3 separate regions of the Mus musculus genome follow, and regions 1 and 2 are each linked to region 3. Evidence: chromatin loops called from intact Hi-C (ENCODE). Cell type or tissue: gastrocnemius. All regions are shown on one strand. Links, peaks and the distances in the headings refer to the core of each region. The heading gives the core; the rest is flanking DNA.

Region 1 (5,708 bases), core at 327-5,326, 58 kb after region 3:
CAAAAGCAAAAACTGAACGGCTCTGATAGTAAATCCTGCTGCAGTGAGGTACCTGTAGTGACGTGCAGTCGTCGTGCTGTGGGGAGACAGGAAAACGGTACTTTTTTGTCTTGACTGTTCTCATGAAGAAGCACAAAGTGTCTCGTGAAGCTTACACCGCATACAACGGACCACCAAAAAAGCCCCCAAAGACCACATGTGAGTATTTTCTGTCCCACTTCCTGGAGCTGCGGCTGGGAGGAGGCGAGAGCAAACTGTCGACTGAACCATACCATGTGTGCAAACTGCCCGTCACTACAGGACTACCCAGTGCAGCACAGACCCAAGAAAAGCACAACTGGAAGCTGACTGGGGAGGGAACTGCATCAGGATGAGTTCCCAGACAAGGGCAAAGAAAGGACGTGGGCTTTAAGGTTTTACTGACTGAGTTCATAGCCCATCTCTACCACTACTTAACCTAGTGGCCCAGGCAAAATCCTCCCTCCTCACACCTCCATCGCCGCAGAGGCAAAATGAGACATCCCTGGGTATTCCCATCAGTGCTGGAGCAGATGAGGCGGCCAGGGATGCCCCACCTGATACCCAATCAGGGACTGGTATCACCGCTCCCCATCACCACACCGTGCCAGGGGGTAGCTGTGGGTCCTGACTTCCAAATGTACTCCGCACAGGTAGAGTAGACAAACCCGGAGGTGGAGGCAGAGTGGAGAAAAGTTCAGAAGTCTTTGCTTAACAAATGGTGGGTAAGACCTTCAAATATCACAAAACAACCCCTGACATTAAAGATGATTTAGCGGGTAAAGGGAGATGAACTATTCATGGATTGAAAGACTTGGATACAATTTACATAATTTACATTCACAAATAAACACAGAGATGAAATCCTCCTGAGTTGATAAACACACTCAATTAAAGACCAGCTAATTAAAATGCCAATAGTGTGGGAAAGGGTACTGACTGATTTCAGGTTAAAAACCACTTAAACTGATTCCAGCATCTATGCAGAAGAACAAGGAGCCAAAAAAGAGCCAAACTCTCTTGAAAAACAAGAAGTGTGCCTTGCCATGGAGACTTACAGAGTTGCGGTACCCTGTCACATATGAAAGCCTAGGTAGTATCCTGTATCTATGGAGGGAAGATACCTAATCAATGAAGCTAGAATACACAGGAGGAAAAAGATCAGAGTTCTGTCCTGTGTCAAACATGAATAGTAATTCCAGATGTGTTCAGAACTCAAACACATGAATAAAAACTTTGAGGAATATAAAAGCCCCTCCTCACTTATGTCAACAGCTCCTGAGAACCCATGTTAGAGCAGGCATGGAACAATTATTACGATGTAAGGGCACCATGAAATAACAGAAAAAGTCCAAAAAGAAGAAACCAGCAAAGTTGTGTTTTGGTTTAGAATCTGCAAAGAAAAGAAAAACAAACAAAACTTGAAACTGGAAGCTATAAACAATGTTGGTGATGCATTCAACTGCCACAAACTAGGACACAAAACCAGAAACTAAAAAATAACAACAACCAAAAAAAAGAAAAAAAAAAAAACCAAACAAACCCAAATCAATAGAAAAGTAGACCTGACACGGAAGAATGGCTAATTAACACGTAAAAAAGATGTTTGTGTATTGGTACCTGAGATGCTAGGTAAGGCCACTGCAGCACAGCATCTCACGCCTGCCCCTTACCATTTGAGAGCCACTGGGAATGTCAACGGATGCACCTGCCCTGGAAACAGCTCTCCTCCTGCAGTGCCACAAGGACACTCCAGCCAGCAAGGCAGAAAGGCCAGGTATCTATCTGCAAGGGTACTTCTCCAAGAGAAGTGTATGGAAATGCCTAACGCTGAATCGCCTTCACAGTGGTCTGTGGTGGCCACTCCAGAGAAACTCCTACAGGAGACGTATGCAGGACTGTTCACAAAAGAGGAGAGACCACACTGAAGTATCCATGCTAGGGACTGAGCAAAAAGGTAAGAGGCAACACTCACAGACACAGATGGATCAAACACACGCTGGATTTTATTTATTTATTTATTTATTTATTTATTTATTTATTTATTTATTTATTTTTGTGGTGCTAAAGATTAAACCCAAGGTCTTCTGCATGCTAAACAAATACTCTATCACTGATGGGGAACTGTTGAAAACCCTGAGTCTGAACAATTCTCTCTACTCCATTGAAAGTTTAAAGGAATAGGGGATGGCTCCGTGCAGAAAACGCTTGCTGCAGACTCACGAGGTCCTAAGTTCAGAGGCAGAAAGCCCGTGTAAAAAGCCAGATGTTCTGGCTCACCCCCATGACTGCAGAGATAGGGTTGCAGAGACAGACGGATCCCAGGGGCTCCCTGTACCACCTGTCCGACCGGAACAGTATACTTCAGGTTGAGTGGTAAGACCCTGTCTCAAAAATAAATTGGTGTAAAAGAGGAAGGCATTTGAACGCCATCTCTGGCCTCCACACTCAAGAATAAGTCAGTGTCTGTCTGTCTGTCTCTCTCTCTCTTTCAAAATAGAGAACTACATTACTATCTCCGTAGGTAATGGAAGCACAGCTAGAACCTGTCTGTATGGGCAGCTGCCTAGTCAACCTGAATACATTCTTGCAAGGATTCCCTATAGCAGATGCAAAGTCCCTGAAAACTGAAACCCTGCCTGCCTTCTCCTGGGACAGACATCCATTCCCTCAAGCCACCAAAACAGCGCCCCCTGCAGGGCCCTGATGCAGAAAATTCCCAGTGGTAGAGCACGAGCTTGAAGCAGAAACACTGCACATTGTGTACTCAGGGCCACTCCAGCTCTCCTGACAGCCTTCAAAGCCAGCTGAAGGGAAAGCAGACCCCCAGAAGCAGGATTCTGGGTCTCCTCTGAAGTCTAGAGCTCTCCAGACAAAGAGCAGGGCCTAGAAGGCAGATCTCAACCTGGTATCCTTCCCCAGCTGCAGAGCTCACCCACGAGTCTGAGTCGAGTCGGCACGCCATTTTTAATGTTCCTGCCAAGAGTGCCCCCCACCGAGCCCCCACCACTTCTGCAGGCAGATTAGCTTTCAAATGTGAGCAGGGACAAAGCTGGCTCAGAAGACTTAACTCTGCCCGATGGGTTTAGCCTAGCTTCAAAGCTTCCTCATTGGAACCAAAGGAGCAGGCACATCTCAGTGGGGGAGGGGGGACCAGCTGGGAGAGGGGAGGACCAGCTCAGGGAGGGAAAAAAAGGAGCATGGCTCCAAAGCCAGATTACTCACCACCACCACGACAGCTTGCAGCCAAGTGACACAGCAAGACCTGTCATGGTGGCCACCATCAGAAAAAAAAAAAAAAAAAAAAAAGAAGAAACTCAGTGAAGAGTCTATCACCGTCTTCTCCCTTGCCTGGATCCCAGTCTCACCTGGTCACCTAGCTCCCTCAAAATCTCAGGGCAACTTGCTTTGTTATCTGTGTAGCTGGTCTCTACTAAGCAGTACTTGGTGGAGTTAAGTCTCTCCGTTGAGTGCCTGCTATCTTCCTATGTGTGTCTGACTCCATGGAACTCTGAGCAGCTCAACAGGGTGGTTTACGGCAAGTACTCAATGAATGCATGCTCCCAGGCCACAGGGCATCTGTTTGTCCTTTCAATAGAAGAAAACAGGGAATCCACATGTTTTGCTGATTGTATTTTACAAACTAAGGAGAAAGGAGGGAAGCCTGGAGCTCTTTGTAAATTCTTTTTCTTTCTGATAGGAGGAACGTTTCAGAGAATGGGAATTAAGAGTATAGCCGTGAGGGGGGCAGGGAGAGGAAAGGCCAAGGCAAGCCAGGATGCTGGGTCCAGACCTGTAGCTGCCCACCCTAATGTGCTGGGGAGGCAGGCAGACCCCACCTACACAGTTCCCACCCTTGGCAGCCCTGGGTTCAAGTGCTGCACACAGGACAGGACAGATGACCTCTTGATTCCATGACTTCCTGGCCTAAGAAAACTGATCTGCCTTAGCCTTACCAACTGGAGGCTCCTGTGCATGGATCGGGCATTCAGCAAATAGTTGTGGAGTGAGTGAATGGACCCAACTGGGACCCAATACCCTACTAAGCCATAGAAAGCCTGCTGCCAAGTTCAGCCAAGGGCAGCCAAGCCCAGGAGGTAAGAGCAGCCAGAGTGTTACTCGGAGGTAGAGGCCGGCTGGTGTTTGCTAGGTTTGCTGGGGCCAGGCCTGGCTGGGCTGGGTAGGACTGGGGCTTCCAGAGCTCTTACTATTTCAACTGGGGATTTTTCTAACTCTCCCCTCCTCCTCCTCCTCCTCCTCCTTGGGCCTTCCTGATTGACAGCAATTGCTGGCTCTGACATGATTTAAAAATAGATATTAAGACCAGGAAGTTTAATTTTTAATGCTTTGGAAATGAACACAGGGCTGGCATTCCTTCACAGCCAGGTTCCAAGGGTCTCTCAGCGTATCTGCCAGGTGCTTCATCAGCAAGATGACCTCAGCAGCCAGACCTGACCCCACCCCATATCCAAAGATCTGCTTGTAAGCAGCCTCCTGGGGAACCATCCCTCACTTCCAGCACTATGGGAAATCCCTAACCGTGTCCCCCACCCCGTGCTGCCTGCTTCGCCTGCATCTCCTGCATGGAGAGATGAGCTGAGGCCAAGGCCCAACCTGACTGCCTTCTAGAATCCCTCAAGCCAAAAGGTACCCCACAGATTCGCTATAGCACTATAGGTTTCCTTAATTCACCGTACACAGATCTTAGTCTAGAGCCCACAAAGGCACTTATGGTGTGGCCATGCTGATATGGACCATGTGTGGCTAAGGTAGTGGAGAGGCCTGCCCTGGCCACCTACGCCCAAAGACAGAAAACAAGAGGAGCCTGACATTCAGGAAGATTCACCAGGAAACGCCCCCTGGCACTCAACCTGTGGTAGCTCTATGTCTTCCTTTCCCTTGCTCTAGCAGACACACTCAACACTGTCTCCTCTGCTACTAATTGGCCTTTTTAAAAAGGAGCAATCCACAAGGAATAGGCTTCCAAGGGAGCCAGGGTATCCCTGCTCTGCCAGCCATGACTTAAAGTGATAGGACAGCTCTGCTGGCAAGCAAGAGAAACGACGTATCCAGAGTGGCAGTTAGGGTACCCGTCTGCCCCAGCCCCCTCCATCTCAGACAGAACTGGATTCAACTGGATTCACATTGGGAGGAACTGGGCTGAGATCAGGATTTGCTGGCCAGAGAAAAAGTCATGTGGCTCCGGCACAAAGAGATGCATCTTGTATCCCTACCCCCACCCGCACCCCCACCACCACCATCCCCTTCCCCTTAGCAAAAGCACTCCAGGATATTCACTTAATCTCTGCTTGGAATATTCTTCCAGGCACTCCTGATAGGATCCAGAGGTACATGGGCTGAAAATTGTGTAGACTACAGCCTCCTATTCCTGACCATTAAGAAGCCAAAATTCTCTGTGGCCCTGAGAATCAGGGTGGGGATGGGGTGGGGTGGAAGGGACCGTGAAACAAGGATGGCCACAGATCCCGCTTCATTCTCTCCATCTATGTCAGGCCCCAAGAAAAGCTGCCCTCCTGGGTGCCCCCAGCTCCTCTGGTGCACTGGGCTGCCTACCAGGCTAGAACTGTCTGACTGAAGCCAGCATGCCAGGAACAGACCTGGACCCCCACCAGCAGGCAGGCACCCAGCAGCCCGAGAGGCACCTGCCCCTTTCTTCGTAAGAGGGAGGA
Region 2 (5,708 bases), core at 327-5,326, 100 kb after region 3:
AAACCTCCCAGCTGGGAAAAGCTTTGTTTGTTTTTTTTTAAATAAATAATAAATAATAAATAACACAGAGTGTTTACTTCCCTCTCAAGCAATATTTCTTAAGCATCTCTAGGCTCGTACGTCACGGCTGTCATCTGGGGAAGCTGCAGAGTAATATGTAGTGTCTTCAAGTCCCTTCTGCTTGCTAAGGTCCTCAAAGCACCTCAGACAGGCACCCCTTTATCTTTCTTGCAGATCTCAGAGGGGTGCTTGGAGGAAGAGCTGGCAATTGCCTCTGAGTGCCTGCAGTAAATACTCGCTAACTGCCCAATGGGGACAATTCCCTCACACCGAGATGGAGAACAGAGCAGAGGGAAACTACCGGACACTTGCCCCGGCTGGTCTTCCCAGGTTCCAACTCCTGGCCCCGCATGGCTGCTCAAACAGTGCCTGGCTTTACTCAATGGAGCTAGAAAAGAACAGTGTGGTATCACGCAGACAGACAGACAGGCAGGCACAGACATGTTCATCTCCTTATCACCACTGAATAGGCACAGAGGGAACACTACCTAGGGACATTATCAAATGGTTCCAACAACCACACAGGACAGCTATACAACTACTCCTGATGGTTCACAGAGCATCCCCGGAGCTCCTTTCCTGTCCCACTGTGGATTCTCCACAACAGCCCGGATTCTGCTCACTTGTGCGACTGACCAGGACCTTGTTGCTACCAGGATGCCTCATCCCTCCACCTCCATGGCTTTCTCTTAATTGTATTGCTTTATGTTCAGCCTAACAACTTACCAAAAAGACCAACCAAGGGTAACAGACTAACACCTCTGGACCAATCTGGCATACACAAGCTTGGCTCCATACACATCATGCCTTTTAAATGTCAATTGTTTAGAATCAGGCTAAGAGATTTTTAACCTGGAAACCAAGAGTTAAAGCTTCCCTTTAACAACGGAAGGTTCCTGGGAAAGTCGTGGTGCACATCTTCAATTGCAACACTTAGGTAGAAGAGGCAGGTGAATTTTTTGTGAGTCCAAGACCAGCCTGGTCTACAGAGTGAGTTCCAAGACAGCCAATAAACCCTGCCTCAAAAGAATAATAAACAAATAAATAAAATAAAGGAAGAGAAAAAGAAAAAGGAAGAGAAAAAGAGAAAGAGAAAGAAAAAGAAAAGAAAGAGAAAAGAGAGAGGCAGAGAAAAGAATATCAGAAGATCCCAGGAAGAAAAGAAGCATAAAGGTTCCTCAACAGATCCAGACCCTTGACCTCTGGGGAATTCCAAAGGTGCTTGCCGACCGTGTCATGTCAGCAGAGGACTGGGGAAGACTCTAGAAAGGAAACTTCACCATGTTCATGTCTGACCATGGGGACCCCAACCCCTGAGGTCAAGGACAAAGAGAATCAGCACCTCGCTCAGGGTCCACAGTGGCGGCCGCTCCTGCTACGCAGACCTGGAGCCCAGATGCCGGCAGGAATGGAGCTCTGCTTGGAAGTAGTTATTTTAAACAAAAGAATCATGTTTCCCATTTGGACTTTAAGCACTTAGCTCCTCTTTTGCATAGCCAAATATTTGCAATTGTGTTCTACAGGTCTGGGCATTCTGCTACAGAGCAAGAAGACCATGACCCAGAGAGGGAGAAAAAGAAATGTAAGTTCTGGCAACGCCGGGCTCAACAAACAATCAGCTGAGCCTGAAGATCACGCTCACGGTGCGCATGCACAGCATCTTTGGTTCGTCACAGTCCCCACCGTGCCACCGTGGATCCCTTATCTGTGTTCTCAGCTCTGCATCAAGGTTGATGAATGGGCTGAACACGTAGGCATCTGAGACTCCATGTTCCCTGTGGGTGGAAGCTAGCTCAATCTCTCCCATAGTCATCAATGGCATCAGACAGGAAAGCACATAGAAAAAAATCCTGAATTACTCAAGCTGGCTTCCATAATGTACCCGGTCCTAGTCCAGAGGAGATGCAGGCAGAAGGAGCAGGAGTTCAAGTCTCTCCTCAGCTATATAGTAAGTCTGAGAGCAGATTGGACTACAGAAGACTTGTCTCAGACAAACAAATCAAAAGGAATTCCTGAATAAGCCAAGCAGCACACCCTCGATATAGACACCCAGCCCAGGAGACTTCAAAGCCAACGCTACAACAACAAAAAAATGCAGTTGCCAGCCTCTAAAATGGAGTCTCGGCCACCAGACTGACTTCCCAAGGGCAGTCCGTGAGGACAGACACTGATCAGACTGTGATCTGAGAGCTAAATCTGGGGCTGCTCTCAGGCACCTGACTTCCGGCTGGTATTTAACAACCCATAGTAAGCTCTTCCGTTACTCTAGGAAAGAATGAAGGAATGCCGGGCCTCTCAATTAGTCCTAGACAAATAGCACAAAGGAGAGTGGAGACAAATAGCTAAAGAGACATGTGCACACATGCACACACATATGCACACTCACACATTCATGTCACAGCAACGTATACTAATGGATCCTCCACAAGCTACTGGGAAAACACTTGGTGATTCTATGCAGCCACTTAAAAGTCTGACTGTGATGATTATGGATGGAGAATATTAAATAAAGCAGTGCAAAAGTCCTATGTACATTATGACTACAGCAACATGCTTGTAAGCAAACATGGGCTGAAGGCACCATGGAGTAACAGAAAGTTAGTTTGTCATGATGGTAGCTTGTGAGGCCTTTTCTGTCTCTTTGATTTTCATTATTACAAAGCATGATTTAGACAATAATACTTTTCTTTTAAAATGCCCAGCTGCTCCGGACCCTGAAATAAACTAGCACAATCCAAAAACAGACTGTGGTGAGAGTGAGGTGGGATATCTTTGCCACGTTTGGGCCAGTGGGAGTGCTACAGGGTCAGGAGCAAAATTAAGAGTGTCATCAATCAGTTTGCAGACTTGAGAGCTTCAAGGAAAGCGTGCCCCGTAGCACACACCATGTTCTATCAAAGGAGGCGCGTCATTCCACACTGAGCACGGACTTCTTGCCACCCTGGGGTCCCCACCCACCACATGCACAGGACCCTCAATGACTTTATGATTTACACAGTGGACTCCGAGCGCTCTTCCTGATTCCATGTAAGGAAAGAACGTGACTCTGACTATGATATCCGAGCTAGAGACAGCCCGGAACAGCAGAGATCTCATACCTATAGACCCACAGTGACATCATGATCTGTCCCCTTCCTCCTGAGTCCCCATGACTGTCCTTTTTACTCATTCATTTACAAGATACACTTTGTCTCCTCTGCTGCTAGGACCTCTGAACACAGATGGAGGCAGAAGGACAGGAGGACCACAAAGCCCAGCCCATCATGGCCTCAAGCCAAACCTTCGGCAAAGACTTAATGGGTAGGCAAGACAGGAGCTGAGTGCTGGGGGCAAGCGGACAACCAGAAGAACTGACTCCGCAATGGCTTCCTGGGGTGGCTGATCACTGAGGGCTGTGAAGTGACAAGTGCCTTCCTGTGACAAAGAGTAGGTGCCTTGGGAAACAGAAACAAACGCCCTTGCCAACAGTTTCCAATGAGATCAGACTCCCCAGGGAGAGATTTCCCACTATGAAGTCCCTGGGGAGGAGGTGGGGAGAAGAGGAGGAGGAGGAGGAGAAGAAGAAGGAGGACCTACTGAGAGGAGAGCATCTGAGCCAAATGCCCCAGTGGGCTTTTCCATTTGCAAGCGGAGTCACTTACACCTGATGGCTGCTGCTCCTGCTCAATCCCACAGGCTGGCTCAAGGGTGGTTTGTTTTGTTTTTGTTTTTTTAAGGAGGTAAAGAAGAGGGGGAGTGCTGCAGGGAGGGAGAGAGAGTGATGTTATTCTTCCCCATCCCAGTTGGTGCCATATCTAGGTGTGGAGAACAAATCCTAGGAATGGGCACCTGGGTGGCAGGCAGCCTCCAAGGGTGGGAAGAGGACAGCAGCAGAGCTGGTGGGTCAGGTCATTAAACTATTGATGGACATGTGCAGCCCTGTGGGCCACCCAGCTGGTTGCATCTGCCATTAGGAGGAGGTAGGAGGGAAGGGCCTGAAGGGGCCAAGAAGGACCAAATGTGAAGGCAGGGTGGAAGCCACAGCCCCTCCTGTACACAGGCAATCCCAACCCAGGGTTATTCTCAGGCACTTTTCCTGTGAGAAAAGAACGGTAGGAATGTAGTGCGGCCAAGACCCAAATCCACTCTGCAGTGGGCTCTGTGCCCACTCGGATGACGTACAGGGGGCTGGCCCCCGCAGCCTGGAGTCAGAAAAATCCACTTAAGGAATTCAGATTGGCAGCCAGAGACGTGTGGTATAGGTAACCCAGCGTGAAAGCTTTCTCAAAGCTGAGTACACACAGTGGGCATGCACCCGTGAGCACGCGCACAATAGGTGCACACATGAAATTACGCATGTGAACAATCACGGGTTCCTCGGGCGTGTGACAGTGAACTACAGACTACATGGAAAGGTGGCCAGAAACACTCCTGGATTTTTATGGCTCTCCGGGGACCCATCTCCAGGAAGTGCTAGCAACTGCAATCCAATCATGTCCCTGGCTGGAGAAGCCGGCTGGAGACTGGGGACTATGCAGGAGGAGGAAGAACTTCATGGGGAAAAAATGTTGACAGAGTTTAATGTCAAGCGGAGGACGAAGGCTTGGGTGAAGGCAGCTTCCTGAGAAAGCGGGTGTGCTGCGCGCACCAGCAATGTGTCTGGAAGCTGTGTGGGGAATGTTAAGCTAAAAGGCACAGGAGAAGGCTGGGTCCCCAAAGGCTGGAGCCTTGGCACACTGGAGTCTGCCCTTATGTGAGAATTAACTAACCAGGCAAGCCCCAGCTAGGAGGACTCAGTAAGTCTGAGAACTATAAATACATACTGTTCTCATCAAGAAGACCCAGGAAAATAAGGAGGAAGAAAAGCTAATGCCCACAGAGCAGCTGGCATGTCTCGGCCATTTAGAAGCCTCAAACTATCGGTAAGACCTGGAACCCAAGAAATCAAAAGGTGGAAACCAAGACGAACACCAGGCCTATCTGCTGCCCCCATCTTCTACCTGGAGTTCTGGGACTGCTCACCCTTAAAGAACAAAACAGCAAACAAACAGCAAACTCCCCGGTAGCTTTTGCTAAGTTCCCATCTCCTTGGGCATCACTGTCCCTCACGGAAGAACCAAGTGAACTCGAAAACCCAGTGAGCATCCCCAGCACCCCGCCTTTTGCAGCGTATTTTACCTGTGGGTTCTCTTGTCTGTCTCACAAGTAGGCTCCGTGCTCCACTCACACTGCCTGCGCCCTCTGGCCTGGGCTGTGTCTAGAACATCACCACTGAGGGTCATGGAGGGCAGATGCATGAACGCGGCTCACCTAACAACCAGTTCTCAGAAGGTAACTTGCTTCTGTGGACGGACGCTCATGGGAAGCTACTTCCTGGGAGGATCCTCCTGAGAGGTGGGACAGCGGGCCCAGCCCAACCCTGTCTCTTCATGCAAACCATCAGCAACGTTTTTCAAGATGCAGGTTGCAGACTCAGAGGCTCTGGGACAGAGGCCCGGGAATCTGAATTATTGACAAGCTTCCCAGATGTCTCTAACTCAGCGCCAGGCCTGGAATCACTGCTGTCTCTTCCTTGACTAACAGTCGTGTTCCTACCTGCATTTGGGCTAGGTGAAACTAAATAAATGCTTCTCTCCTACAGCCTTTCGTCCAGAGGCCTTGGGTCAACC
Region 3 (5,708 bases), core at 515-5,514:
GATCAACTTCAGTGTTCAGTGAGACGAAGGGGGAAACCAGAAAACTACACAAATGTGTGTCAGGTTACTCCTCTGGGCAGAGAGGACCCCATGCTCAGAAGGGAGGCTGGGTCTGGGTATGACTGGTTGGTCTACGGGGGAGAACCCAGGTCACTGGCTCTCAAAGCCAAAACCTCAGTGGGTGTTTCCCACTACCCTGAACAGAAGGGTCACGTAACCCCTGTTTTCTGAAGTCTGGAAAGCAAGTCCATGGGTAAAGGGATAAAAGGTGCTCATGGACTGGCTAAGGGGCAGGACATAGGAGGCCACACTGTCCTCCTGTGTTGGTGGCATCTTCATTGGCATCTTGGTGGGTGCCACCATAGAAACACACCTCTGTGTGTATCTATGCAGCTGTTTCCAGAAAGCCCTTATTGGGTCAGGAAGACCCAGCCTAAATGGGGGCAACGCCATCCCTTGGGTTAATACGCTGAGAAAGGAGTGGAGAGCGAGCGTCTCTGTGTTCCCTAAGGTAGAATGTAAACAGCTCTCTCCAAGCTCCTGCTGCCATACCTTCTCCAGCCCCATGGGCTGTCCCCTCAAACTGTGAACCACAAAAATCCCCAAAAACAAAAACAAAAACTCTCTGGAAGTTGCCTTTGTCAGGTATTTCATCAAAGCAATAAGAATTAACACACCTCACCATCCATAGAACGAGTGGGCCTGTAAACTGACCCTCTCCACCAGCGCCCCCTGAGCTATAACTAAAGCCAGCAGCACTGGCTAGGAGAACACCCCACTCACAGCTGCAAACCTCCCCGCCCGCACGGTTTGATGCTCCATTGAGCTGACACTCTCTGCTCTCCCCACTCCCACCCCAGCTCCTTGGGAGCGTGCTGAGTCTGTGGAGCCAATCCATCAGTCAGCCAATATGTATTGAGTACCGACAACACACAGTGTTCTGTGCCAGAAAAGCTACAGCCACATTAGAGACCTGCCTTCCAGGGGCCTCCATTCCAGCTGAACGGGGGCAATAAAAACGCAGCATCTACCAGGATGCAATGGCTCCAAATAATGGTTGCAAGAGTTTAGAAGAGGCCATCACTATCCTGGTCAGAGTCACCAGTTGGAGGGAGCAATCACCAAAGGATAGGTGGACATGAGGGAGGCCTGAAGTGGAAGAATTTTCCATACAGAGTGAAAAAGTAAGGACTCGAGAGTCACAGGTGTGGGCTTCTCCTCTGCTCTGCCTGCCCTGGCTTTGTGACCTCACACACTCCAGGGTGCAGATCCCTCTCCATGGAGTAATATGATGGCTCTTCTTCTTGGCTGTCAATGTGACCACATCAAAAATTAACTCAAACTCAAGAGGCTGGGTATACCTGTGAGGGATTTTTCTTTACTGAATTATTTGAAGTGGGAAGACCCGCCCTGAATCTAGATCTTTTGAGGTGAAAAGATCCACCTTAGATCTGGGCCACACCTTCTGGTGGCAGCTACATAGCTATATAAGGACATAGAAGAAGTAAGTGCTTGCTCTTTGCTTGCTTGCCCTCGCTATTGCAGGCATGCCTTCACTGCCATTAGAGCTTGTTTCTTCTGGATTCTGGTATATACGAAAAATCAGCTGAGACAGCCAGACTCGTGGACTGAACAACTACTGGATTCTTAGAGGAGATGGCTATTGTTGTAATTGTTGGACCACAGTCTGTAAACGACTCTAATAAATCCTACTTTGGCAGTGGTGGTTCACGTCTTTAATCCCAGCACTTGGGAGGCAGAAGTAGGAGGATCTTGGTGAGTTCAAGACCAGCCAGTCTACAGAGTGAGTTCCAGGACAGCCAGAGCTATGTATAATGAGGACAGCATGGGAGCAGGGAAGAAACATGCACTGCAGGGAATTCTACACTCATTAACCCCCAGGGTGAGGGGAAGGGGCATCGGCTTCTAGGATCTGCATTTCCTTCGCTCATACAGCCTACAGACTCTAACCAGGCACACGGCCATCAAATGCCAGGGCCAGGAGGAAGCAGTGACCAGCCCTGGCCAAAGTCCTGCCTAGACAGAAAGGAGATTCTCATGATCTCACACACATATGACCAATACAGGCACAGATAAATGAAATGATCGAGTGTCCATATAAAGAAGCAAGAATGCTTCCGAAAAGGATACATCAAGTTAAGAGGCCTCAAGTTAGGACCATGCCTGTCCACCAAGGAGGGACAAGCCGCTATGTGACAGCCACAGAATGACCGCAGTGGGATGTGGTAGACAGAAGATAAAAGAGGGATCGCAGCCAGGGGACAGATAGAACAGGACCTTGAAGGTAGTAGGAAGACGTGGGTGTTCTGCCTCAGGGCTGAATGTGACACGAGATAACAGATGCTTCTGACAGGCATCACAGCTGCTATTCCCCAAAGAGGCCACTGAGGACAAGAGGCAGTGAGCACAGAGCACAAGCAGGGACTCCTGCGGTGACTAGGGAAGAGCTGGTGGCCACACATCAGGTGAGTATGCAGGAGCGATGAGACATGGTTCCCATGGGACACAGGCAGTGTTCAGAGTGAGCTGGGTTTGAGGACTGAAGAGAATCCTGATAAATGGGAAAACAGAATGGCCCAGACTACACACACACACAAACACACACACACACACACACTATTTCTAAGACATAGAGCTTTTTGAAGAGCTGACGGGGACCAGAAGCACATAATGGCTTCTGCACCAGAGTGACCTCAATGAGACCATGTTGAGGATCAGAGGGAGACACTATCACCTCAAAACCTTGCAGCAGGAATGGGCGTGCGTGAATGCCTTCTGTGACCACTAGGTGGCGCTCCAGTCTGGTTCAGAAGAGTGTTGGGTTGGCCCGTGATGCCCTAAACTTGCATCCAGCCTGTCACCCAGTCTTTCTTCAATCTGAGCTGCCGTCTCAATTTTTCTTTCATTAATCATACCCTGGAAATTTCATGATTTTGAACCAAAGATTTATGGCTCTATAAATCGGACCCTAGAATGAGTAACTGAATACCCTCCAGGGCAGGTATTCGTTTGGGATGGAGGAGCCTGGCCTGGGGACTCCTGGGGCTGTAAGATGCCCCACCATCCTGCTGCTGATGCTGGCCTCCAGGGCACCTATAGGGCAGAGTCTTCTCCATCCCGCTCATCAGAAACAGGTCTGCTGGGTCCCCTCTATTCTTGGGGAGCTCCTGTGGTGACCCTGAGAATGTCCATGGGAAACTTCAGCAGTTCAGAGCCCCCCCCCCCCCCCCCCGCCCAGGGCCATGTTTCTCCCAATTGGTTCTCTGACTTCACACCCCATGACATTCAACACGGTCTTTAGGCTTTGCAGGCATTGGCTTTGGAGCCTGAATCCCCACACTCAGGTCTCATCTTACTTCCCACCTGAGGTACTGAGGGCTGAGATCCAGGCAGTCCCAGCATAAGAAGGGGAGCCAGACTCCTGGACAGTCTCCTTCCAAAGCCCCCAGATCCATTCCCATCCCCACTGGGCCCCCTTTAGCTCTCTCGGGCAACCTGCTGTGCCACAGGCATGCATAATGTGACCCATGTCCTTGGGGTTGGGGAGCGGAGGTCTCCTGTTGACATAAACGTTCTACTGCGTGACCCAGCCCCACCTGAGGCTCCAGGCAAGAAGAAAACAAAGAGTGGGACTTCGGTTTCCTAGGGAGACCTGAAAGACACTGCCAGGCTGGGATGAAAGCCCACTCTGTAGCTTCAGGTGCTACTCCTTCTCTGTCTGCTACTCCCTAGGAGACCTGCCTGCCAGTAATAGACACCCAGACATCCTGCCCCCAGCCACACTAGACCTGTCTGTCTCTCCTGGACCTGCTTTTCAGTTTACCCTATAGAAAGCTGCTGGAGCCCTTTTTCAAAAGGTCTCCGTCCTCACGTAGGTCTTGTGTAGTTCCCCGAGGCCAGATCCTCTTTAAACTGTGGTTTGGATTGGACCTCTGATCTGTTCACTTCTAACCCAGGCCAAGCCAAGCTTCAGGAATGCTGCCTCTGCCCCCTAGACCCGTGGATCTCAGAGAGGAGAGTTCCTGCTTGCTGGGGACACCTGGAGACACCTCCATTGTCACAACTGAAGTGGGAGAGCAGAGGGAAAATGCTTTTGGCATGTAGAACACAGAGGCCAAGGGACACTGTTGAACAAGCTACAGTGCTCAAAATAAATTACCACAGAGAACTATTTAGCTCCTGATACCAAAGAGGCTGAAAACCCTGTCTTGAGCCCCCCTGCAGGCCAGGTGCCCCTTAATTCCTTAAGAACACTGCTGCTAGGGAGAGCACTCCCATTCTCCCTGGTGCCCCTGAAAAGGATGGTAAGATGGCACAGCCTCTCTGGGAGACTTCAGGCTAGGTCTGGCCAGAGCTCACATCTAGTAGACGGCTGTGGGCAAGAGAGAGGAGGTGACCTCTGACACAGGTTTACTGTGGGGTTGAGGAACAAGGCCTGCCCTGGGCAGTTGGGACATGAAGACAGGAAACCAGCTCTAAATTCTGAATACCGGGGCCAGGGTGAGGCAGGAGGAGGGCAGGAACCACCCCTATTCCCATGGTGGGGACCATTCAGGAAGCATAAGGCCATGGCAGCTCAGCCAAAGCTGGATGCCAGAGAGCTTAGTAGGTGGCATTCGAGAAAATTCCCTTCTAAAACCAGAGGGTTGTCTCAGCCGAGATGACCATAGAACCGGAGACTGGAGAATCTGGGGTGAGGCAGAGTGACTCAGGAGTATCAGGATTCAGCCAGTATAAGCACCAACCAAGTGGGGTCTTCAGTTCCTTCACGTTGTCCAGTCCTGGTTGGAACCTGTCTCTAAGCAAGGGCAAGCTAAGGTGGCTCCTAAGCTAGAAGCTTCCTCTGTTAGCTCACTCAACCAAGGGCCTTTCAAAAGTTTCATTTAGAAACCGACATGCGAACTTGATAAGACAAACCCCTAACCTAATGTCTGCACCCAGCCCATCAAGGCTGGGACGTTGGTCTGCCCTGTTCACGATACGTCTTCGTGGTCGAGAATGGCACCCCAGCCTTGTCCATGCACTGCAGCCATCTGGACCTTGTCCTAGGCCTGCAAAAGGAAAGGTGCAGGCTCCCTAGACGACACGAGTCTATCAGCCTGTCTCAGGCTTCTTCGTCTCCAAGGAACTTACCCAGCACATGCCTAGCAGGTAAACGGAGGCCCCCAAAGTAATGTGGACAGGCCAAGCTAGCCCTGCAACCAAACTCCCCTCACTGCTAGCCACATACTAACCGCCCACATCTCATCTTCAGGTTGGCTATACTGACTGACTGGTCAAGTTAACGCATATTTCTGCCCCCAGGTAGGACATCCACACAGGCACCCATTTCTCCAGGGCCACGGCTGCTCCAAATTCACCCATGTCTGGGTACTCTATCCCCATCTAGTCAGACTCCATATCACCTCCACCCACCCAGCCCTTCACAAGGGGAAAGATGGGCCCTCCCAGAGTGGACTGATCCAGGGCGTGGTCATGAGTTCATGCTAGCCCCCTCCCAAGGCTTCTGTCGTAAAAAAAAAAAAAAAAAAAAAAAAAAACAGCTCCTTTTGAGGATCAGACTCGTGCTCTTCCATTGTCCTTCCACCACCGGACCCAGAAAATACTTGGAACACTGAATGTTTCTTCAGCGACTGGTGGGTAGGTGGGTGGGTAGGGGGTTGAGTGGGTGGGCGAGCTCAGGAACG

What was found. Hi-C counts contacts between places; a loop is a spot of excess contacts. Peaks named below come from ENCODE experiments on the same cell type or tissue, not always from the same donor. Only the 100,000 strongest peaks of a DNase experiment are listed, where the experiment ranks them.
Region 1: it touches region 3 in a loop (5-fold over the local background); 16 of 42 quality-filtered maps call a loop at or near these places.
Region 2: it touches region 3 in a loop (3-fold over the local background); 2 of 42 quality-filtered maps call a loop at or near these places.

What each region holds. Positions count from the first base shown.
Region 1 is chr6:128,025,614-128,031,321 of GRCm38, forward strand. The region is part of intron 1 of Tspan9 (tetraspanin 9); the gene reads right to left. Among named protein-coding and RNA genes, the nearest start is that of Tspan9, 6.6 kb to the right of the region's middle. In gastrocnemius, for the core only: a CTCF peak has its summit at 2,720 (motif pointing left); DNase peaks (open chromatin) are centred at 2,721, 3,092 and 5,046; H3K27ac peaks cover 1,478 bases.
Region 2 is chr6:128,072,297-128,078,004 of GRCm38, forward strand. It overlaps a transcript of Tspan9 not described here. Among named protein-coding and RNA genes, the nearest start is that of Gm52879, 26 kb to the right of the region's middle. In gastrocnemius, for the core only: no CTCF peak of the experiment used is centred there; DNase peaks (open chromatin) are centred at 3,345 and 4,181; H3K4me3 peaks cover 1,668 bases; H3K27ac peaks cover 1,340 bases.
Region 3 is chr6:127,967,506-127,973,213 of GRCm38, forward strand. All of the region lies in intron 1 of Tspan9 (tetraspanin 9), which reads right to left. Among named protein-coding and RNA genes, the nearest start is that of Gm15870, 26 kb to the left of the region's middle. In gastrocnemius, for the core only: a CTCF peak has its summit at 2,800 (motif pointing right); DNase peaks (open chromatin) are centred at 2,489, 2,808 and 3,559.